2 separate regions of the Homo sapiens genome follow, and region 1 is linked to region 2. The links are chromatin loops, found by intact Hi-C in ENCODE. Cell type or tissue: dorsolateral prefrontal cortex. All regions are shown on one strand. Each heading gives the region's core, and the rest is flanking DNA. Links, peaks and the distances in the headings are about the cores only. Region 1 has its middle 77 kb from the start of LINC01310. Region 2 has its middle 26 kb from the start of NHIP.

Region 1 (5,362 bases), core at 247-5,246, 83 kb after region 2:
CTCTCCCCAGGCCCCAAGCTCTGTGGGTCCGTCTTGTCTCCTGTCCTGTTCTCTCCTGTGATATCATTGATCCTTATGCTCAAGCCTCCCTCCCTCCGTATGCCCTGCTGCAAGAACCCCACCCCACCTCATGGCAGCCAGGTCTGGTCTGGGGGTGAAGCTCAGGATACACAGAACCTGGGCTATAGAATCTTGCCTGAGCCCACCCAGAGACTCGGAGCTGCCACACCAAGGGTGCCCAGAGACTCCCACAGGGAATACCTGGAGACCACGCCTCCTCCAGCACTGGGGCAGCACAGCCCAAAGTTCAGAGCCAGACAGGTCTGTTTGGGCAGGGCCAGCTATCCTGGGCCGGCCTCAGTGTGGGGCAAGGTTCAGAGGCAGAGATGCTCAGTGCTGGGCACATGGGCTTGGGGTCAGCCTGTCCGGGCCAGGACCAGCACCATCCCCACCGCTGGGAGGCCTCACACACACACCTCCACGTGCCCATCTGTGCCTGCCTCGTGCAGATGTTGTGAGGATCACAGGGAGCGTGGATGGAAGGACTTAGGCCAGCACCAGGTACATCACGCACACTCACGGCCCGAGGGCTGTCAGGAGGATCTTAGGGACAACCATCCCTCATACGGGGCAGACAGGGCAGAAGGAGCATCCAGACACAGGTCAGGAGCCTCTGGCAGCGGCACTGGTTATGAGGCAGCGTCACCGGGGAAGTCAGAGAAGGACCCAGCTCTGGGCCCCATCCAAGCCCCCAGGACCGGAAAGAGCAGTGGAAGCCCCCACGCTCCCGGAGATTCTGATGCAGCCCTCGGCCTCCTGTCCCTGCTCCACCTGCTCAGACCTGCCCCCTCCAGACGGAGCCCTGGGCCGCTGCCTCAGTCTGCTGGGGCTCCGTGGTCAGCCGCCAGCTGGGTCCCACCTGTCTGAGCCGCAATGGCACCCTTGAAGACAAAGCCGCCTGGGCTGATGTACCTGGTGCTGTCCTGGGTCCTTCCACCCCTGCTCCCTGTGATCCTCACAATGTCCGCACGAGGCAGGCACAGATGGGTGCATGGAGGCGCGTGTGTGAGGCCTCCCAGCCGCCAGCTGGGTCCTGCCTGCCTGAGCTGCAGTGGTGCCCGCTGGACACGAACCCTCCCTCTCAGCTCCTGCCGTGCCTCCTGCTCTGGCCCTCCAGTAGAACCTGCTCAAGACGCGGGAAGCGTATTCTGCCCCTCAGAGCCTGGCAACCCATCTTTCTGCTGCACGACAACTCCTTGCCCCAGTTTCTCGGCTCTGGGGACACCCATGGCCATTAAGAAGGGGGACAGTATAGGGGGAGCCGAGCTGTTTGGAGCAGCCGGGCAGCCGTTCACTCCGGCGGGAGACACCCTCCGTTGGCGTCCGTGGAGCCGGGCTGTGCTTCTGAGCTGGGCTGATGGCCTCACGCTCTGATTGCTGATGGATTCTATTTAAAACGGGACTGGAGGAGGGAAGTGGGAAGACGGATTGGGCCAGATGCTTGGGAGGGACCCAGCTCTGAAAGCAGAGAATGGGGTTTCCTTCTGAGTGGGTCCCTCCAGCCAGGGCCCAGCTGGCCTCTAGCAAGGGCGTCTGCAGCATCCCAGGCTGATGGCAAAGGGGACAGGGCACACCCAGGGTGCAATTAGGGCCCTTGGAGAAACTTCCCACAGGCATCTGGGTGGCTGCAGTGCCAAAAATGTACACTTTAGGAAGAGCCGTGGGATTCCGGGGGAGGAAACAGCCCGGGGTCAGCCTCCCGTGGCTGCTGGGAAAGTTAACACAAACTCAGTGGCTTAAAACAGCAGAAAGGTGTTGTCTTACAGTTCTGGAGGCTGGAACTCGGGGAAAAGGTGTCGGCAGGGTGGGTTCCTCCGGAGGGCTCTGCGGGAGAGTCCATCCAGGCTGCCGTCCACCCCTGGAGGCCGCCATCCTTGGGGTCCCTCGTCTCTGCCTCCATCGTGGTTGCAGTGTGGCCCTCCCAGGGCATCTGCCTCTGTCTCTCTCCTCTTCTGAGGACACCAGGCGTTTCACGCTTAGGGCCCACTGGATTCCAGTGTGACTGCATCTTAACTACTTCACCTACGAAGACCTTATTTCCAAATAAGCTCAGCCTGAGGTTCCAGGGATGAGAACTTCAGCAACACAGTTCAGTCTCCAACAGGGCCCTCCCACCAGGCCACAGCCTGTGGAAGGAGGGTTTCCTGGCCTGGTGGAGGGGAGCCCCAGGCTGCTCAGCTGAGCCGGGGAGGCTCACGGGCCCCGCCTGCTGGACAGTGTGTAGGGAAGCAGCGGATGCTTCTCTCCCTGCCCAGAGGATGACCAGTGAAAACGCAGGTGCCAGCACCCTCTGTGCCGTAACGGACTGGTCCACTCCCCTCACTTCCCTGTGCTGGTTACCCCATGACGGATGTTTGCCGAGAGCTTTGTCTGGCCCCTGTGACGGACGTTTACTGAGAGCTTTGTCTGGCTGGACCTTGAACTGGCTTCATTCCACGCTCAGTTTTGATCCCAGAAAACTCTGCTTGTCCCAGAATGCACACTGCTCTCAGCTCTAAGTAATGCTGCTTCCAGAGATCGGTGCATTTTTAGGGTGAGCTGTGTGAGTAATGGTGTGATTTCAGGTGCAGCAGTTCACATACAAGGGACACATTCTGGAGTGTGTGGCTCTGCTACAGCCTCTCAAATCATCTCTCTGACCTGTGAGGAAAACCAGGCTGGGCTTTAGATGCCTGGACACAAGTTGGCAAGATTAGGAGCCACTGAGTTTCTAAGCTGGGAGCGTTATCGGGCATCACCTCGACCATCTCTTGTTATTCACTCATTTACATTCATCCTTGTGTCCAATCACAGATACTCACTCATTCATCCTTGTGTCCAATCACAGATAGTCACTCAGTCATCCTTGTGTCCAATCACAAATATCGACGAGGGCTTACTCTGTGTTAGCACCAGGCTGTGCATGGGGGATGCTGTGGTGCCAGGCTGGTGAAGCGCCTCCATCACGGTGCCCATGGCCCCAAGAGAAAGGGCCTTGACTCACAGCTTCGAGTCCGAGGGTGGGGCAGAGCCAGGCAGGCTGTGTGAGAGCTCAGCTGGACGGGAACAGAAGGCCGCCCACGCTGGAGCCCTGAGCAAGGCCTGAAGGAGGAAGCAATCACTTTCACACATGGCATAGGCAGGGCTGGATCCTCACAGAACATTCCAGAACACACCTCCCGGGCCCCAGACCCATTTCCAGGGGCCCCAGTCTCTGCTCTTCGAAGGCCGACATCGGCATGTGTGTCTTCGTGTCCAGAGCCCAGTGCCCTGTGACCATAAACGTGGGCAAGCAACTGCTGTCCTGGGTGCTGACTCTGCGCCCAGCTCTCCTCATCACTGTGCACCACCCGGCATTCTAGCAATTAATTACTGAACCAGGAGGATGGAAGAGGCAGGAATTGGACTAAGCTAAGGGGAGGGACCTGGTGATGAGGACCAGGAGGGATGGAGGGGAGGCCCTCCAAGCCTGCAGGACGGCCCCCTGTGTTTATAGGCAGCACCTATTCAACAGGATGCTGACTCTCCTGCACTCTCTTCAGAAATCTCTGTGGCGAGGGTGATGATCTAGCCCCAACAGGCAGGGCTGGAGGCTGGATGGAGTTTCACTTTCTAGTGAGTGAGCCCTGAGATCAGATTGGGGGGACAGCTGCCCCTGCTTTGGATGTAGACGAGAGCCCCCTCTTTCTGAAATCTCAGACGTAGAGCTGTGTGCATGTAGAGGGCAAAGTGCACCCACAGCAGTGATCCAGGCCCCAGGCCCAGGCCCTCCACTTCCAGTGGCTTTTCATGTTAGGTCTGGGGCCTCCTGTCTGCAGCCAGGCCTGGCTTGCCCAGCAATTCAGAGAAGGCAGAGCAGGGCCCTGCCAAACCCCCTGGGATCTGCAGAGTCTGGAAGCTGGGCCTTGTGGGAGGAGGTGTGGCCTGGGGAGTGCTGCAGTGTCCTGAGGGTGGGGTCTGAGTTGGGGTGGGCCGGGCCATGACAGGGTCTCTCTGAGGCTGCCCAGGTCAGCTCTGTGGTGCCTGATGTCGGCGTCGGCCCCACATTGCCCACTGCAGTCCAGCTGTCTCCCGTAAAACTCCAAGCCCAGCACCTGTTCCTCCCACCTGCTCCTCTGGGAGCCTCTTTCTGTCTCCTGTGGCCTTTCACCCTGCCGCCCCAGGCTGGTGCTCTCCGGCTAGAAACAGAGAACTCCGGCTCCAAACTGACTTTCCCGGGAGGCCTTGGAGAACTGATGCCTCTCACCGCTGATATCAGCTCTGGAGGCAGAGAGAGGCCATCCTGAGAGGCACTGTACACCCTCCTGGGTCCTGTCCCCGTAAAGGGAACTTCCCTAGAAGCTGCTGATTTACAGGGATGGGGACCTGGGAGGGCGTAAGGCGCCCCTCGGAATGGCCGCAAACAGCCCCCCAAAGCCACCTGCACGATGGCCCTCACCCCACAGTCAGGACAGGATCCTGACCCCAGTAGTCAGCCCAGCCTGCAGTGCCCAGGATGAGCCAGTGGTGTTCCAGGGAGGAGAAAATCCATCTGAGGAACCTCCCAACCCAACTTTTAAAGGCCTCACCGAGCACTTCCTTCTCCCTCTTCCCAAATTGGAAAGCATCGGTGCAGGATGACCAACCCTCCTGATGATAGTTCGGAGAAAAATAAGATCCCAGCCCCAAAGGACAGCAAGTCCCCCGCGAGGCCGTTGCCTGTGGTGGGCGGTGGCAGGAATGCTGCACCTGCTTTAAAGAAGGGCCAGCCACCTGTTCAACCCCAGATCCCAGGAATTAGTGCCGCTGCATGGATCCGCATGGATTCCCCAGGCCTCTCCCACATCTGAGGCTCCCGGGTGGGTGAGTACACGCCCAGAAAGCCCCGTCATTCCTACAAACCCCCCGCCCCCCACCCACTGCCCCCAGGAGCAAAGAAGAGAGACCAAGATCCAGGGCACGGCTGCAGGACCTGAGCCCCTCTTTCAAGATGTAGAGATACCTGTGGGATATGAGGCAGGCAGGACCCTGTGCCACTTCTACCTGGGAGCACCATGCAGTGAGTCCAGGTCCTGGGAAGGGTGACAGGGTCATGCCCATACCGCAGGACACCCAGAGCACCCCTCCAGTGTGGCTGGCATCGGAGCCTGGGCCCAGCACGGTTTTCTCCCTGGCTCCTACTGTGAGCCCTGACTCAGGCCTCGGTCTGCAGAGTGTGAGCCTGAAGCTGGTGCCCAGAGGGCTGAGTACCTGACCCGAGTTGCACAGCTGGCTCTGGCAGACCAGGTGGGCCATTTCTGCCCCGTACATTTCCCTTCCCCCACCCGTCAAACACGTAACAGGG
Region 2 (5,362 bases), core at 95-5,094:
GTGAAATTTAGAATTGCAACAGCTTTCTTTGGAAGTCATCTGGCAATCCCTATTTAAAATACACTTTAGTCATAATTCTTGCATTTCAAAGTTGCTCCTTCCTCCACAAGAGCCCGCGGTGAGGATGTCTGCAGGCGTCTCTGGACAGTCTCTGCCTCGTCCAGCTCAGGAGCCATGAGCCACGTGTGGTTACTGAACACCTGATGTGTAGCTGGTGCAGAGTTTTTATTTCACTTCATTTCAATGATTTTAAACAGCCACATGTCATGTGTGGCCACTGCATAGGATAGTGCAGCTCTGAGCAGTCGTGAAACCGATGACCTGGATCTCAGCTAATGCTGCAGGAGGAGAAGAAGAAAGAGAAAGAAAAAGAAAAGAAAGAAAACAAGTTCCTCCACAGCTGCCAGCTGGCTGAGCTTCAATCTTTATGGACCAAGTGTGTACTGAGTAACATGTCTGAAAACATAAAGCCTGTGCCCTCAGGGAGCTTACATTCTAGCAGGGGGGACTCAGGCATGAAAATGGAAGGTCTTATAAAGAGGAAGCAGTGAGCCAGGTGCCTGCCCCCCAGACAGCCCGGGTCACACAGGGTTTTGCGAGGAGACCCCACACCGCACAGGCTTGAGGCTTCCCTTCTCACCCCTGCTCTGTCCTCTGTGAAGTTCCAGATCTGCACCTTCCAGGGCAGAGGATGGTGCCTCCCACTGAGCACATAAAAAGTGTTTTGACCACCACAAGCCCTGCCTCGATGGGTCCCAACCCAGACAGTGCTGGGACACAGAGTCCATCCAGCCAGGAGCAGACCCAGCACTGACCGGGGGAGCTGCTGCCGCTTTCCAGAAATTTGCTTCCCTGACAGCACGGCCTTGTCCACTCTGGCTCTGCCAACTCTGCCCCTCTGGACTCCTCCAGGCAGGGTGAGGACATGAGAGGTGGGCGGCAGGGTGGGGATATGTGAGGTAGGGTGAGGGTGGGCAGCAGGGTGAGGACACGTGAGGTAGGGCGAGTGTAGACACACCCCTCCTGCTCCTTCTCCTGCTCAGCTGGTGTGCAGAGCACAAAGGCCTCCATCCCTTCCCTCCCCTTCCTCCCTCCTTCCTTCTGTACCTCCATGAATTGAGGGGAAGGAGACCGTGGCACAGCACTGGGTTTGACTCTGGGCTCCATGACCCATCAAGGGTTCTAGCAGCTGGGGCAATAGGAAAGTTATTGATTCATTTCTGCTTCTGTAAAACAGTAGAGGACCTGTCTTATAGGGTGACCAGGAGGTTTAAATAGTAGAAGTGGAAACCACGTGAACAGGGCCAGCGGCAGCAGGTGCTCAGTCACTATCAGTGGCTGTCAGGATGACATCTCTGCGTCTCTGGTTCTTCATCTAGAACACGGGATCGGTGATAACCCTCTTACGTGGGATTGCTCTGCATGTTAGAGGAGGGTGTGCACTGGTGGCTGCAGCAGGACCGTGGTCAATACGCATGCTCTCGTCACCCTCGGAGCCATCTTGCCTTTGTGGTCTGTGTCTTCCACCAAACACACAGTGCAGAGGAGGCGAGGGGAGCCCTGGATGGATGGGGGAGGCGCAGATGTGCGGCCACTGTTCCAGGACATTGGCCACTGGAGTGCCAGGGCAGAGGAAGAGGAGACACCCGGCAGGACAGTGAAGGGGCAGTGAGGAGGGAGGAGCAGTCCTGAGGAAGCAAGGGGGCAAGAGTGCAGTGAGACGACGAGATGGTGTCCAGCAGCCAGTGAGGTCAGGGGATGCAGGGGATGGGAGACGGGGCCCGGAGCTTGGCTCTCTGTCGCCCAGGATGGCCAGTGGCTGGAGAGTTTTACTGGCAAGGTGGATGCAGAGACCAGGCTGTGAGGGCTGCCGAGGAGTGGAAGCAAGCAGCACAGGGTGGCTTTCCAGGCCCTGGGGAAGTGGGGAAGGGAGGAGGAGAGAGGGAGGCAGATGGCAGAGTGTCTGTCGCCTAAAGAGCAGTGCAGAGAATGAGAGCAGTGCTGTCTTACTCTGATTTGGTTTTGAAGTGTTTGCGTGTTACATTTCACATTGTTTGATGTCTCTCAAAATGGGGAGAGCTTTGAGGCAGGACATTTGATTGACATTCACAGGCAGGGCCCATAGAGCCTGGGGGCTCAGACCCAAATGTCTGCAACTCATGTCTGTGTGCAGGAGACGTCTGGGCTGGTGCCCAGAACCATCTGCCCTTGTCTCCAGCCCCGCAAGCCACTGGCAAGCCAGGTCGACCTCTAGGGGGTGGAAGCACGCCACTGCTGGGGCACTCAGCAGACATTTGCCCTGGAGATGAGGTGGGTGCATGAGGTGCCCTGTGGACCTCACAGAGTCCTCCCCTTCAGGCAGGCTGAGCTGCTCCTGCAAGAGGCAAACCTGCAGTCAGGAGGATGTGCCCCATGGGGTGGCTTCCCAGGAAACTTCAGTGACATGAGAGTCTTCTTAGCTGTGAAAACAGATACAGGGCATCCAGTGTGCTTCCCAAGAACCACCACCAGAAATCACCACCCAGGAGAAGAGCTGCCCCAGTCCTTGCTGCCCTCAGAGAACCCCCAACCGAGCTGCAGTTGGCTCCTCAGTCAGATGGGAGCGGGCAGCAGCTGCCTGGCTGGTCTTCAGTTCGCAGCTCAAGCAGGGGCAGCGGGGAAGCTGCAGTCTCGCTATCTGGGGTTGCTTCTCCCCTGGACTTGCCTGAGCCTTCTACTGCTGAGCACTTTGCAGCCTGTAAACCAGCAGCCAATGGGTGCTGGGAATTTAAAAGGTAAATAAAATGTGTATTTCTTACACTTGCTGGGGAAAAAAAATCAATATCACACATGTACTGATGCTAGACAGGCAGCGAGATGCTGAGGAGTGCCGCGGGCCTGCGTGCCAGGCGCAGGCATTCCGAATACATTAGAGAAAGAACCTTCGCTTCCTTTATGGTCACACTTTTATTGAAGACTTCCTTCTGTGCCAGAGCAACACCATCCTCGCTTAGCAACACAGATCAAGTCCTCATCCTTCACAACATATGTAAATAACAGTGAAAGTAGCATTAAGGGAACCCTTTCCAGTCAGGAGGAAGAGGGCGGGCACCTGCCGCTAATGCCAGGGTGGGGGAACATAGCCCCTGCCAGAGACTTCCCTGTCGCGGGCCCCGCCCAGGTGACCCCCCAGGGACCCCACCCAGCTGACCCCATCCAGGGGCTCCACTCAGGTGTCCCTGCATGTGTCCCGTCCCAGGCACCCCCCTCAGGTGTCCTCCCCAGGTATTCCCACCTGCCCCAGGTACCCCCCCGAAGGTGTTCCGCCCCAGGTATCCCCACTCAGGTGTCCCTGCCCAGGTGTCCCACCCACCCCAGGCAGGTATCCCCTAGAGGTGTCCCCACCCAAGTATCCCCTCCCAGCTCCCCCGCACCATGGCCCTGCCTCCAGTGGCCCCACTCAGGTAGGTGTCCTTATCCCATGGGTCCCCCCCCCCAAGATGAGCTCCACTGTTTTCCAGGGTGGAGCTTTATCCCAGAAGGATGGGAGCCGGGGGCGTTCCCGCCTCAGCCCCACCAGGCTCCCCACACATCCATCCCCCAGGGGAAGGGCTGGCCTGTGTCTTTGTGACGATGTTGCTTATCTTTGCCAAGAGGTCTGTCCTGCTCTGCAGTTCCGGCCTCAGAAAGGCAGGCCCCCTTTTCCTGTGTGGCTCCAACCCCTCACCTGTGCCAAACGTGGGACCCTTGTTTCGTGTGACTCCAGAGTGTCTCCATCAGACGGTGAGGGGACTGCAACCGTGTGTCTGACCATCATTTTCCTCTTGCCCTGTCCTGGGCCTGGGCTCTTGGAGGATGAGAGACACTCAGCACTGAGGTGAAACCAGCTGGCCTCAGGGTTTGGGGGAGACGGGCCCAGACAGGATGCGAAGAGCAGCCTTGCTTACCCCACTGCCCCCATTGGCTGCCCAACCCTCCCCACTCCCGGGCTGCCCCCCAGTTGCCCAGCGGTGCACGTGTTCTGCTGTGGGCTGCTGAGCTCCCAGCTTGTCTGTCACCCACATCACAGCAACAGCAGGGAGGCACCCCACCGGCACTACCTCTGGGGAACCCCTGAGCTCCTCCTTCCTGCTGAGTAGGGCTGAATTCCAGCGAGGTGCAACCCAATGCCTTCCCCTGTGGAAGAGCCAGGGCTCAGCCAGGGAGGGAGCGGTCTCTTGGGGATTGGGGCCTCCCTGAACCCTGCACAGGGTGACTCACCGCCCCGCTTGCCAGGACTAAAGCGTCCCCAGGATGTTGGGAAGGCCGCAGGCACACCTGGATGTGGTGGTCACCTGAGCCCAGGACGCAGGAGCTTCAGCTCCTCTGCTCCATGTGGGTCCCCTTGGGGTCTGGGCTCGTGCTCTGGCGCCGTGGAAAGTTTCCTAAAGTGCCTGGGCCTCAGCCACAGAGTAGGCTCCACACATCCCTGCTCTGCCCCAACCTGGGGCCCCGCCCATAACAGCAGGTTTCTCTCATCCACCAGCTCCGACGCTGCACCACGGGCATGCACCCTGGTGCTCTCCCTGGAAAAGCACCTTGGCCACCGGAAGGAGCCTGCACTGCAGGCAAGAGCCATGGGACCTCAGGGGCTGATCCAACTGGTCGCAAGGGTCTGGCCAGGAGATGCTGGCATGGAGCCCACCCCAGGGCACCCGAGGGCACCGCTTCTGCCCGGGCTCCCCTTTGCTCTTGCCTTGCGGGGAAGGAGAAGTGGAAAGTCCCCTGCCCTGACCACAGAGCAACTGCACACCACGGTGGACGTGGCCAGGGCACCTTCCAGCTGTCCCGGTGCAAAAGCCCCAGCAGGCGCCTCTGACCCACGGTCTGAGCACAGGGCAGAACGCAGGTCCCGCAGGGCGTATGAAAACGTCACGAAACCCGTTACCTGGTTCACATGCATAAAGAGGCAAGATTCGTGGTGGCGTGGTGACGGTGCAGCCACGCTTTCTGCTTCCTGCGAGCTTCCTGAGCCCCACCAGAGCAATGCGCCGGGAGTCTGTTTCAATTGTGCTATTTCAAGTAATTTGAACTCCGATATCACTAACGGGCAGGAACAGACTCCCAAATTTACCTGCATGCATTGAAGCCTGGAGCGTGTGGCCGGCCACAGATGCAGGCCCCACGCAGGTGATCTGTTGGCCAGAAAGATCCACCCGGCTACCTGAGCCCCACGACAGGGCTGCCTGCCGGGACCCACGTGTCTAGGAAGCTGGCTCTGACCAGCACCAGTGGGATTCTTTAACTAGGACTTGAGGAGACAATCAAAGGACATCCAGGTCCACACTCGGAAATGCACTCAGACACTGCTCATCAGTTAAGGCCGGCCCTGCGGGTGGTGACC

The links. Peaks named below come from ENCODE experiments on the same cell type or tissue, not always from the same donor. Only the 100,000 strongest peaks of a DNase experiment are listed, where the experiment ranks them.
Region 1: a loop joins it to region 2, with 1.9 times the contacts of the local background. A loop is called at or near these places in 6 of 110 quality-filtered maps.

Annotation. Positions count from the first base shown.
Region 1 is chr22:48,940,888-48,946,249 of GRCh38, reverse strand. No RefSeq gene overlaps it. Among named protein-coding and RNA genes, the nearest start is that of LINC01310, 77 kb to the right of the region's middle. RefSeq lists silencers at 179-473, 4,027-4,227 and enhancers at 179-473, 5,332-5,362. In dorsolateral prefrontal cortex, for the core only: CTCF peaks have their summits at 2,078 and 2,277; DNase peaks (open chromatin) are centred at 2,279, 3,059 and 3,229; H3K27ac peaks cover 2,663 bases.
Region 2 is chr22:49,023,843-49,029,204 of GRCh38, reverse strand. No RefSeq gene overlaps it. Among named protein-coding and RNA genes, the nearest start is that of NHIP, 26 kb to the left of the region's middle. In dorsolateral prefrontal cortex, for the core only: a CTCF peak has its summit at 2,235 (motif pointing right); a DNase peak (open chromatin) is centred at 2,254; H3K27me3 peaks cover 1,413 bases.